Linked DNA regions of Homo sapiens: region 1 is linked to region 2. A link is a contact called in ENCODE Hi-C or POLR2A ChIA-PET data. All regions are on one chromosome and are shown on one strand. Each heading gives the region's core, a stretch centred on a gene start or an enhancer-like site at or near the end of the contact. The rest is flanking DNA. Distances are from core to core; before and after follow the strand shown. Region 1 holds the start of ECSCR (endothelial cell surface expressed chemotaxis and apoptosis regulator). Region 2 holds the start of UBE2D2 (ubiquitin conjugating enzyme E2 D2).

Region 1 (4,997 bases), core at 339-2,838, 99 kb before region 2:
TGTCTCAAAAATAACTAAGTAAAATGCAAGTGGTATCAGTACCTCGCAAGTTGTTGTGAAGGAAGGAAAATGCATATGAAGCACTTAACGCAGTGCCTGACATGCTCAATGAAGGCCAGACACTTTTGTTTTTGCCCTGTTCTCTCAAATCCTCCAAGTCTCAAGTCTGCCCTGCCTCTGGGTATCCGTAGTCAAGTCCCTTTATGGGCCTGAATGTGCTCAGGATTCCTCAGTCCACCAAGATGAAGGAGCCAGGAAATGCTCTGCACACTTCAGGATGAAGGGTTAGGAAACTCGGGGCGGGTGACAGCAGCTTAGGTACAGCCGACACAGGGCATTTGAGAGTGCTGGCACTTGCCTGGGAGAAAACAGTGGGTAGGGAGGCTGGGAAAAGTCTCGGCCTGTGAAAATGCCACCTCATGAGCTTCACCTGCAGTTTCCACAACAGCCTTGTTCCCCAGCCCCAGACCTGTGACTCTGTCATGGAGGGGGTAGGAGGGGATGGGGACAATCAGAGTCTTGTCCTCCAGCCCATGGACTTTTAGAGAAATGCCTGACATCTCCGGAAGCCAGTGTTCTGGTACTCAGGCCCTCTTACCCACCACCGACGAGGGGCCACCACCCCTCCCCATCTGAGCCCTCTTGTGCACTCTTTCTGCTGCTTTGAGCACAGAGGACTTGTAGAGGGTGAGGTGGGGGCAGAGCAGGAATGGTCAAAGGGAAGTTGCTGCCCTGTGAGTCAGAATGCCCTGGACTCGTCATGATTCCCAGCAACTGCTCCCTGATGAGAGGACCCCTATGAGCGGCTTCACAACTCATTGGCTGGCAGAGCCTGTCAGAGAGGTGCCATTTCCAAGTAGCCTCCTCTGGAGGTCATCTACTCTAGCCCCCTGGATGTGAGAATGTTAAGCACATCCTCCTTGGTGAATAGTTCTTTGTGTCTAACCTGAGTCCCTCTTGCTGTGATTTAACTTTAAAATCTACATTAGGAATTCCTAGGTTGCTACTCCTCATGTGAAAGGAGAGAACAGATCCCCTGTGAAGCCCATGGTGCAGAGGATTTGTGTTAGAACAGTTGAGAGAGTGGCCGTCGTCAGCCCTGCCCCAAGATCAGAGGGTGAGGGTCATGAGTAGCCTGAGCACATCCTAGAAGGAGCTTTGGGCCTGGGTCTTGCACTAACACAGCTCCCTCCCACAATTCAGGAGGCCAGCCTTTATGGGGAGCCCAGCTCCCCCAGGACAATTTCCCACAAGAGGGTTTAACCGTAGCTCCATTTTACCCCTGCCTGGTAATCAGGACCCCCCAATCCAACTGATCTTCATGGAAAGGCTCTGGAATTTCCCCTGGGCACAGCCCCTGGATGGAAAGCATGTGTCTCCTGAGAAAGAGACCGATGCCTAGAATGGCCAGCTGCGGAGAGGAATTGCCATGGGAAAGCGGCAGGCACCTCTTACCTCGGAACAGGAGGAAGCCCAGGATCACCCAGCACAGCTGCATGGCTCCTGCGGTGCCCATGTCAGCTGGGTATGTGGCGGGCAGGCAGCAGCTCAGTGGAGGCTCTGTCCATAGTGGAGAAGAGAGAGGGAGTGCTGGGGCGGGATGGGGGTGGGGACTGGCTCTCCAGGAGCTTCCTGTCAAAAGAATAGAAGGAAACACATTGGGACCAGCTCCAGGGGCCCTGCTCAGCCATGTCCAGATGAGGATGTGAGGCTGCAGCAGCGACTGTGCCCACCCAGCATGGCCTCTAGTGCCTATGCACAATGACCAACCATGGCAACCTGGCCCCATCCCCATTCTCTTCCCTTCTGAGGGTCCATCAGGTTCCACCACAGACCGCCTGGGGGTTTTCCTGGAATCTAACACCAATCCCGCCCAGTACTGTTTCAGACCAGGTTCTCCTTTCCCATGATTCAGCCTGGAAGCCCAGCCCACCAGTCACCCATGCTCCCTGGACCCTGAATTCTCCACATTCCTCTCCCTCCTCAGGGATCCCAATGCAGATAGGACTCCCCACATCTTTCAGAGAGGCCCTATACGCATGATTATTATTCCTTTTTTACTTTTTTTTTTTTAAGAGTTGGGGTCTTGGCCAGTAATCCCAGCACTTTGGGAGGCCCACGCCTGTAATCCCAGCACTTTGGGAGGCCGAGGTGGGCAGATCACGAGGTCAGGAGACCGAGACCATCCTGGCTAACATGGTGAAACCCCGTCTCTACTAAAAATACAAAAATTAGCCAGGTGTGGTGGCAGGCGCCTGTAGTCTCAGCTACTGGGGAGGCTGAGGCAGGAGAATGGCGTGAACCTGGGAGGTGCAGCTTGCAGTGAGCCAAGATCGTACCACTGCACTCCAGCCTGGGCAACAGAGTGAGACTCCGTCTCAAAAAAAAAAAAAAAAGAGAGAGATGGGGTCTTGCTATATTGCTCAGTCTGGACTCAAACTCCTGGGTTCAAGTGATCCTCCTGCCTCGGCCTCACAAGTAGCTGGGACTTCAGGCATGTGCCACCAAGCCGGGTATCGTTATTCTTAATAGAAAAGCAAGAGTCCCCCTATTTGAAGCACTCCTCCCTCTGCATCCTCACTGGGGTGAGGTGTCCCCTGTCCTCGGCATCCAGCAGCACTCATCCTTATCCCAGGATTCTCTCTGTTGCAGACTGCAAGCCAGCATTGTGACTTTTTTCAATATTCCTAGGACCTGGCACAATGCCTGCCACATAGCAGGTCCTCAGCACATATTTATTGAACTAAACTCAAAAGATTTAAGGTCAGGGCTGCGCAATGGCTCATGCCTACAGTCCAGCACTTTGAGACGTTGAGGCAGGAGGATTTCTTGAGGCCAGGAGTTTGAGACCAGACTAAGCAACACAGCAAGACCCTGTCTCTACAAAAAAAAAAAAAAAAAAAATTTAATTAGCCAGTCATGATGGTGCATGCCTGTAGTCCTAGCTACTCAGGAGGCTAAGGCAAGAGGACCTCTTGAGCCCAAGAGTTCAAGGCTGCAGTGAGCTATGATCAGAGTGAGACTCCATCACTGAAATTAAAAAAAAAAAAAAAAAGATTCGAAAGCAGAGGAATGTCAGAAACAATCCTACCTCCTTAATATTAATTATATTATTGTTATTAATTCCCTTCCAGTCTATTTGCCTTCCAGTCTTTGACAATATGCATATACATATACAATCATTTAAATGAATGGTATCCTTTTTTCTTTCCTTTTTTTTTGTTTTTTTTTTTTTTGAGACAGAGTCTCTCACTGTTGCCCATACTGGAATGCAGTGTAAGATGTCTGCTCACTGCAGCCTCCACCTCCCAGGTTCAAGCCATTCTCATGCCTCAATCTCCAGCGTAGCTGGGACTGCAGGCTCACGCCACCACGCCCACCTAATTTTTGTATTTTTAGTAGAGACGGTTTCACCATGTTGGCCAGGCTGGTCTCAAACTCCTGACCTTGTGATCCACCCACCTCAGCCTCCCGAAGTGCTGGGATTACAGGCATGAGCCACCATGCCTAGCCCTTTTTTCTTTATTTTCTTAATATTTTATTTTGAAACAGTCACAAGAAAAGTTGGAAGTACATTACACAGAACTTTTTTCCCTGAACTGTTGTTCAGAGTAAATTGTCAACAGGATGCCCCATCACCCCGAATAGTTTAGTGTGTATTTCCTACAAGGGACAGTCTCCTACATAATCACAATACAGCCATCAAAATTAGGAAATTAATATAAATATATTAATACCATCTAATCTTCAGATCCTATTCAAATTTTGACAGTTGTTTCAATAATGTCCTTTATAGCGAAAGGATCCTGCCCAGAATTACTCACTGAAAGTCTCTTCAGTCTCCTTCAATCCGGAATAGTTCAGACTTTCCTTGATTTTCATGGCCTAAACACTTTTGAAGGTTACAGTACAGTTATTTTATAGAAGTTCTCTCAATTTCGGTTTCTCTGATGTTTCCTCATAAGATTTAGGTTATCTAGGCTGGGAGCAGTGGCTCATGCCTGTAATCCCAGCACTTTGGGAGGCCGAGGTGGGTGGATCACGAGGTCAGGAGACTAAGACCATCCTGGCTAACACGATGAAATCCCGTCTCTACAAAAAATACAAAAAATTAGCCAGGCGTGGTGGCGGGTGCCTGTAGTCCCAGCTACTTGGGAGGCTAAGGCAGGAGAATGGCGTGAACCCAGGTGGTGGAGTTGCAGTGAGCCAAGATCATGCCACTGCACTCTAGCCTGGGCGACAGAGTGAGACCCTGTCTCAAAAAATTAATTAATTAATTAATTAATTAATTAATTAAAATTTAGGTTATCTATCTCGGCAGTGACATCAAAGAAGCAATGTTGAGTCTCTCTCTTTGCATCCTATCAAATAATGCATTATTTTTTCCTTTTTTTTTTAAGAGACAGGGTCTCAGGGCTGGGTGTGATGGCTCACGCCTGTAATCCAGCACTTTGGGAGGCCAAGGAGGGAGGACTGCTTGAGCTCAGGATTTTGAGACCAGCCTGGGCAACATGGCAAAACCTTGTCTCTGCTAAAAATTAAAAAATTAGCTAGGTTTGGCGGTACATGCCTATAGTCCCAGCACTCAGGAGGCTGGAATGGGGAGGATGGCTTGAACCTGGGAGGCAGAGGTTGCAGTGAGCCAAGATTGTGTCACTGCACTCCAGCCTGGAAGACAGAGCCAGACCCTGACTCAAAAGGAAAAAAAAAAGAGAGAGAAGGATCTGGCTCTGTCACCCGGACTGGAGTGCAATGGCACAATCTCACTTCACTGAAGCCTTGAACTCCTGGGTTCAAGTGACCCTCCTGCCTCAACCTCCTGAATTGCTGGGATTACAGGCATGAGCCACAATGCCTGGCTCAATTTTTTTTTTTTTTTTCTGCGATGGAGTCTCGTTCTGTCACCCAGGCTGGAGTGCAGTGGCGTGATCTCAGCTCACTGCAACCTCTGCCTCTTGGGCTCAAGCAATTCTCCTGCCTCTCGGCTCACTACAACC
Region 2 (5,044 bases), core at 835-3,334:
TTTCTACTAAAAATACAAAAAAATTACCCGGGCGTGCTTGCAGGTGCCTGTAGTCCCAGCTACTCGGGAGGCTGAGGCGGGAGAATGGCCTGAACCCGGGAGAAGAGCTTGCAGTGAGCCGAGATAGCGTCACCGCACTCCAGCCTGGGCGACAGAGTGAGACTCCGTCTCAAAAAAAAAAAAAAAGAAATCTGTCCAGTGGAGATTTTTGTACCCCTCCCATCACATTTCTTAGGAAGAAAATATCTGGGGCTGTGAGATGTTCCATTTTACCCTCAACCTCAACTATACCCACCCTGAACCACTGGATACAATTTTCTCTCACTGGGTGCACGGTGCTTCTGTCCTAATGGTCCAACCTTCTCAGTAGGTGAGGCAGTATGAGCTTTGCCACTCACCTACTGTGTGGCTTTTGGCAAGATCCTTCCCTTAGTTGGGCTCCAGTTTTTTCTTCTCTATAAATTCAGGAGCTAGAATCAATGATCTGCAAGGTCCTTTCTGGATGTAGCGAAAAGGAGACATTTAGAATCAGAAAACGCCAGGGGTAGATTTCAGAATGTGGGCATTACCTCCCAGCAAAATATTCTTTACTATTCTCCTGTGTAAGGCCTCTAGCCCTGGCTTGGCTCCGTATCTCACACCAGTCATGGTGTAGGGCTGGGCACAGGGTAGGTGCTCAGTGATTTAGCTTTTTGTCTCCATCTCCTAAAAAACAATTCCAAATATTCTAGGTTTGATTTTCAGCGGACCCTCCTGATGGGTATCTGGAGCACGAGGTTGGTTTTTTTTTTTTTTTTGGAGATGGAGTTTTGCTCGTCGCCCAGGCTGGAGTGCAATGGCGTGCTCTCGGCTCACTGCAACCTCTGCCTCCTGGGTTCCAGCGATTCTCCTGCCTCAGCCTCCCCAGTAGCTGGGTTTACAGGAACCTGCCACCACTCTCGGCTATTTTTTTTTTTTTTTTTTGAGACGCATTCTTGCTGTTGCCTAGGCTGGAGTGAACTGGCGTGATCTCGGCTCACGGCAACCTCCGCCTCCCGGATTCAAGCGATTCTCCTGCCTCAGCCTCCCGAGTAGCTGGGACTACAGGCGCCTGCCACCATGCCCGGGTAATTTTTGTATATTTAGTACAGAAGGGGTTTCACTGTGTTGGCCAGGCTGGTCTCGAATTCCTGACCTCGTGATCCGCCTGCCTTGGCCTCCCAAAGTGCTGGGATTACAGGCGTGAGTGACCGTGCCCGGCCTAATTTTTGTATTTTTAGTAGAGATGGGGTTTCACCATGTTGGCCAGGCTGGTCTCGAACTCTTGACCTCAGGTGATGCGCCAGCCTCAGCCTCCCAAAGTGCTGAGATTACAGGGGTGAGTCACCGCGCCCAGCCGTTGGTTTTAACTATTTGGGGCACACACTGTGATTTTTTTTCTGACGCAGCTGGTACAGTGCTTGCTTGTAACAATTTGCAATTCACTAAGCTGAGCAGAGTCTGGACACCTCGAAGGCACACATACATGCCAGTGGCTGAGAACACAACATTCAAATCCTCTCCATCTGGGGCCTTGGTCCGGAAGGCCAATCTCACTGCAACCCGAGCGGCTATGAGACATCTCCCTCGTGGCAGGTGCCCGAGCTGTAGCCACGCGGCCTCTGGAAAGAGATGTGCTAAGTCCCAGGACTTCAGAAGAGCTCTGTGACCTTGGCCAAGTCCCTTCCTCCTTCAGGAGCGCTGCAGTGGGCCTAAGTGCCTCCTCCCGGGACTAGTACGGGGACGGTCGTGAGATCTGGACAACATTCGCCTTTTAATATTTATTGATCTTTTGTGACACGCGCGTGGGTTTCCATCAGCAATGAAGTCAACGGTCGCGGCGCTGGAGCCTGCAGAACTCGCGCTCTAGATCTCGCGAGATCTCCGCCCAGGGCTTCGCAGCGTCACGCCCTCCGGGGCCGTGGCGGCGACGGCGGTGCGTAGCTTACTCACAGGGGCGGCCCGTATCCCTCCGCCGCCGGCGCGGCTCGGCCCTCCCTCCCCTGGCCCGCCAATCCCCGCGCCTCCCGACCTGCCCCTCGGTCGGGCCCACCCCGTGCTCCGACGGCCCCACCCCGGCGGCGCAGCCCGCCCGCCCGCGCGTCCCTCGGTCCACCTGCAGCAGGGAGGAAGACAGGCAATCCCTCCGGCTGTCCGACCAAGAGAGGCCGGCCGAGCCCGAGGCTTGGGCTTTTGCTTTCTGGCGGAGGGATCTGCGGCGGTTTAGGAGGCGGCGCTGATCCTGGGAGGAAGAGGCAGCTACGGCGGCGGCGGCGGTGGCGGCTAGGGCGGCGGCGAATAAAGGGGCCGCCGCCGGGTGATGCGGTGACCGCTGCGGCAGGCCCAGGAGCTGAGTGGGCCCCGGCCCTCAGCCCGTCCCGCCGGACCCGCTTTCCTCAACTCTCCATCTTCTCCTGCCGACCGAGATCGCCGAGGCGGCCTCAGGCTCCCTAGCCCCTTCCCCGTCCCTTCCCCGCCCCCGTCCCCGCCCCGGGGGCCGCCGCCACCCGCCTCCCACCATGGCTCTGAAGAGAATCCACAAGGTAAGCGGCCGGAGGTCGGCTGCGCTGCTGGCCAGCTGAGCAGGCTGCGGCCTGCACTTCCCGCCGTAGTCTCCGTCGGGCTCGCGGCCTCCTTGGATCTTGCTGCCGGTGCTGGCCCCTCGGGGCGGCCTCCATACCCCACTCCCAGTGATGGCGCCCGTGGAGGCCCCGGCGCGCAGCCCGCGCTTAGGCCGGAGGTGCTCTCGCGGCCTCAGCGTTCCTCCCCGGCTGCCCTTCCAGGCCCGCATGGTGTGGACTCTTAGGGCTTCTCTCCAGTCTGGGACTGCCGCTGCACTTGAGGGCCATTGTCGGGCCAGGATGGCGGGGTTGGGGCCGAGGGGGGCGCTGGGGCGTTGGGCGGCCCCTTCGACAGAGGTCGAAAGGGCTTCTCGCCCCATTTCTGTTCCCTCCTCCCACACCTGCCCTAGCTCCCTCCACAAAACCGCCTGAGCTCGGGCTGACAGAGGAAGCCGTTTTGCCCGATCCACAAGTATATCCTGAGTTCACTTACCTCTTGGGTGGCAGCACACATCGGTCCACCCTGCTTGTCCAGAAACTGTTAAGAGTTGGAAGTTCAGAAGAAAAAAAAAAGGTGACTTAATGAGGGAGGAGGGAAGTAGAGGGAGAATCATTTTATTCCTTGAGGTTGCTGTATGTAGTTAGAAACTAACACTTCCGTTTTGCAGGATTGGATCTAATAGAAAAGCTGTACATTGGCAAAGGTAGAGGTAGAAACCTGAACATTGAAAACCACCAGAGAAATTATACAAAAGTTCCTTTCACAGCCTCTTCGCAAAATGGACTTGACGCTATTAGGTGATATGTTTACCGAGACTCTTAACTGGGAAGGGGTTTTACTAGATTTTGTATTAAAAAGGATTTCTTTGCTCTTTAAAGTGAAGGGTTATTTAGTTATCAATAAGGAGGTTTTCCTAATAATACATCTAGACTATAAGATTGGCTTAAAATTTATTTTTTTTCCCTTTCTGATGTTGTAACCTCTTAGTGCCACTTTCATGTTTTTTTTCTTAGAAGTAGGGAGGCACCACTATTAATTTCTGTTTGGTGTTTCACTTGGCTACTCAGATTGGCTATATTAAACCGGTAGCTACTTTTTTCTTCAATACATCTTTTTCCTTTTAGTGGAGAACGGGGTCTTGCCGTGTTGTCCAGGCTGGTGTGGAACTCCTGGGCTCAAGCTAGCCTCCTGTCTCTGCCTCCCTTAAGTGTTGGAATTACAGGCATCAATCAGCCACTGCACACGGCCTATACCTGTAGCTACTTAGAAGTAGGTACTGGGGTTATCCATTCTGAATGATGGGATGGGGATGCAAGAGGAAGAGAACCAGTTTTTAGCTTGTCTTAAACTAAGTCAGAATACAGATTGATGATTTAAACACCTCAGCTCAGCGGTTGGTCCTCATTTCATTTTTGCTCAAAGACAGTGTGGAATCAGTCCCATTGGTTACTATAATTAGGTTAGCTCCTTAACTTCTTTTGACTCTGATTTCTAACAAATGAAGAAGGGCAGATTTTAGACAATAAATCTTGTACTAAAATGAAATGGTATTTGTTAAATACCATAAAGAAGCTTGAACCTTAAGCAAAGATGTCTTAAAGAACCGTTTAAGGGGCAGGGGAGCACACTGAGGAGTAGTCATCCAAAAAAAATATATACATATGTATTTTAAAGGCTTTTAGGAATTGCTAGGTCCTTATAGAATCTAACTGGGAAGTTATCAAATACCTGTAGAAGCTTGTCCTCTTATTTTATAACCTGAGAAAGAGCAAGTGGGTATAATGTGTAATAATTTACAGATAAAGAAATGTAGACCTGCCGGGCGCGGTGGCTCACGCCTGTAATCCCAGCACTTTGGGAGGCTGAGGTGGGTGGATCACGAGATCAGGAGATCGAGGCCATCCTGGCTAACACGGTGAAACCCCGTCTCTGCTAAAATATACAAAAAAAACTAGCCGGGCTTGGTGGCGGGTTCCTGTAGTCCCAGCTACTCTGGAGGCTGAGGCAGGAGAATGACGTGAACCGGGGAGGCGGAGCTTGCAGTGAGCCGAGATCGCGCCACTGCACTCCAGCCTGGGCCACAGGCGAGACTCCCTTTCAAAAAAAAAAGAAATGTAGACTTTAATCTCTACATTGAATTATATGTGTAACGGACTTTTTCAGAGAGGGAACTATCTCTTTGACACAAAACATACGTTTTAATTAATAATACTTGCTCTGGTAATATAGTTTCTTATGAGTTGCTACATATTTTCTAGAATAGATTTTCCTTAAAATATGCCTTTGTAAGATTTTTTTAATAAAATCAAGTTTAGAAATAATTTGAACTTTTTTGGGGGATAGAGTTTCAGTCTTGTCGCCCAGGCTGGAATGCAATGGCACGATCTCAGCTCACCGCAACCTCCACCTCCTGGGTTCAAGTGATTTTTCTGCTTCAGCCTCCCGAGTAGCTGGGATTACAGGC

The links. Hi-C counts contacts between places; a loop is a spot of excess contacts on that map. ChIA-PET counts read pairs that join two places held with the same protein, here RNA polymerase II (POLR2A). Pooled maps may share reads with other maps.
Region 1: a map of endothelial cell of umbilical vein shows a loop between it and region 2 (9-fold over the local background). The contact joins the promoter of ECSCR here to the promoter of UBE2D2 in region 2. A Hi-C loop is called at or near these places in 1 of 168 maps with a recorded cell type or tissue (endothelial cell of umbilical vein), 3 of 37 single-sample maps with no recorded cell type and 10 of 50 pooled maps. POLR2A ChIA-PET finds 5 or more read pairs at or near these places in 19 of 52 experiments (CD4-positive, alpha-beta T cell, CD4-positive, alpha-beta memory T cell, H1 and 13 more).

The regions. Positions count from the first base shown.
Region 1 is chr5:139,461,155-139,466,151 of GRCh38, forward strand. ECSCR (endothelial cell surface expressed chemotaxis and apoptosis regulator) reads right to left here and starts at 1,589. Exons shown (of 10, transcript NM_001077693.4): 1 at 1,456-1,589. The coding sequence starts at 1,516. RefSeq lists enhancers at 1-360, 361-949, 1,539-2,126.
Region 2 is chr5:139,559,255-139,564,298 of GRCh38, forward strand. UBE2D2 (ubiquitin conjugating enzyme E2 D2) reads left to right here and starts at 2,085. Exons shown (of 7, transcript NM_003339.3): 1 at 2,085-2,561. The coding sequence starts at 2,538. RefSeq lists enhancers at 1,661-1,830, 2,991-3,040, 3,131-3,250 and a silencer at 1,861-2,520.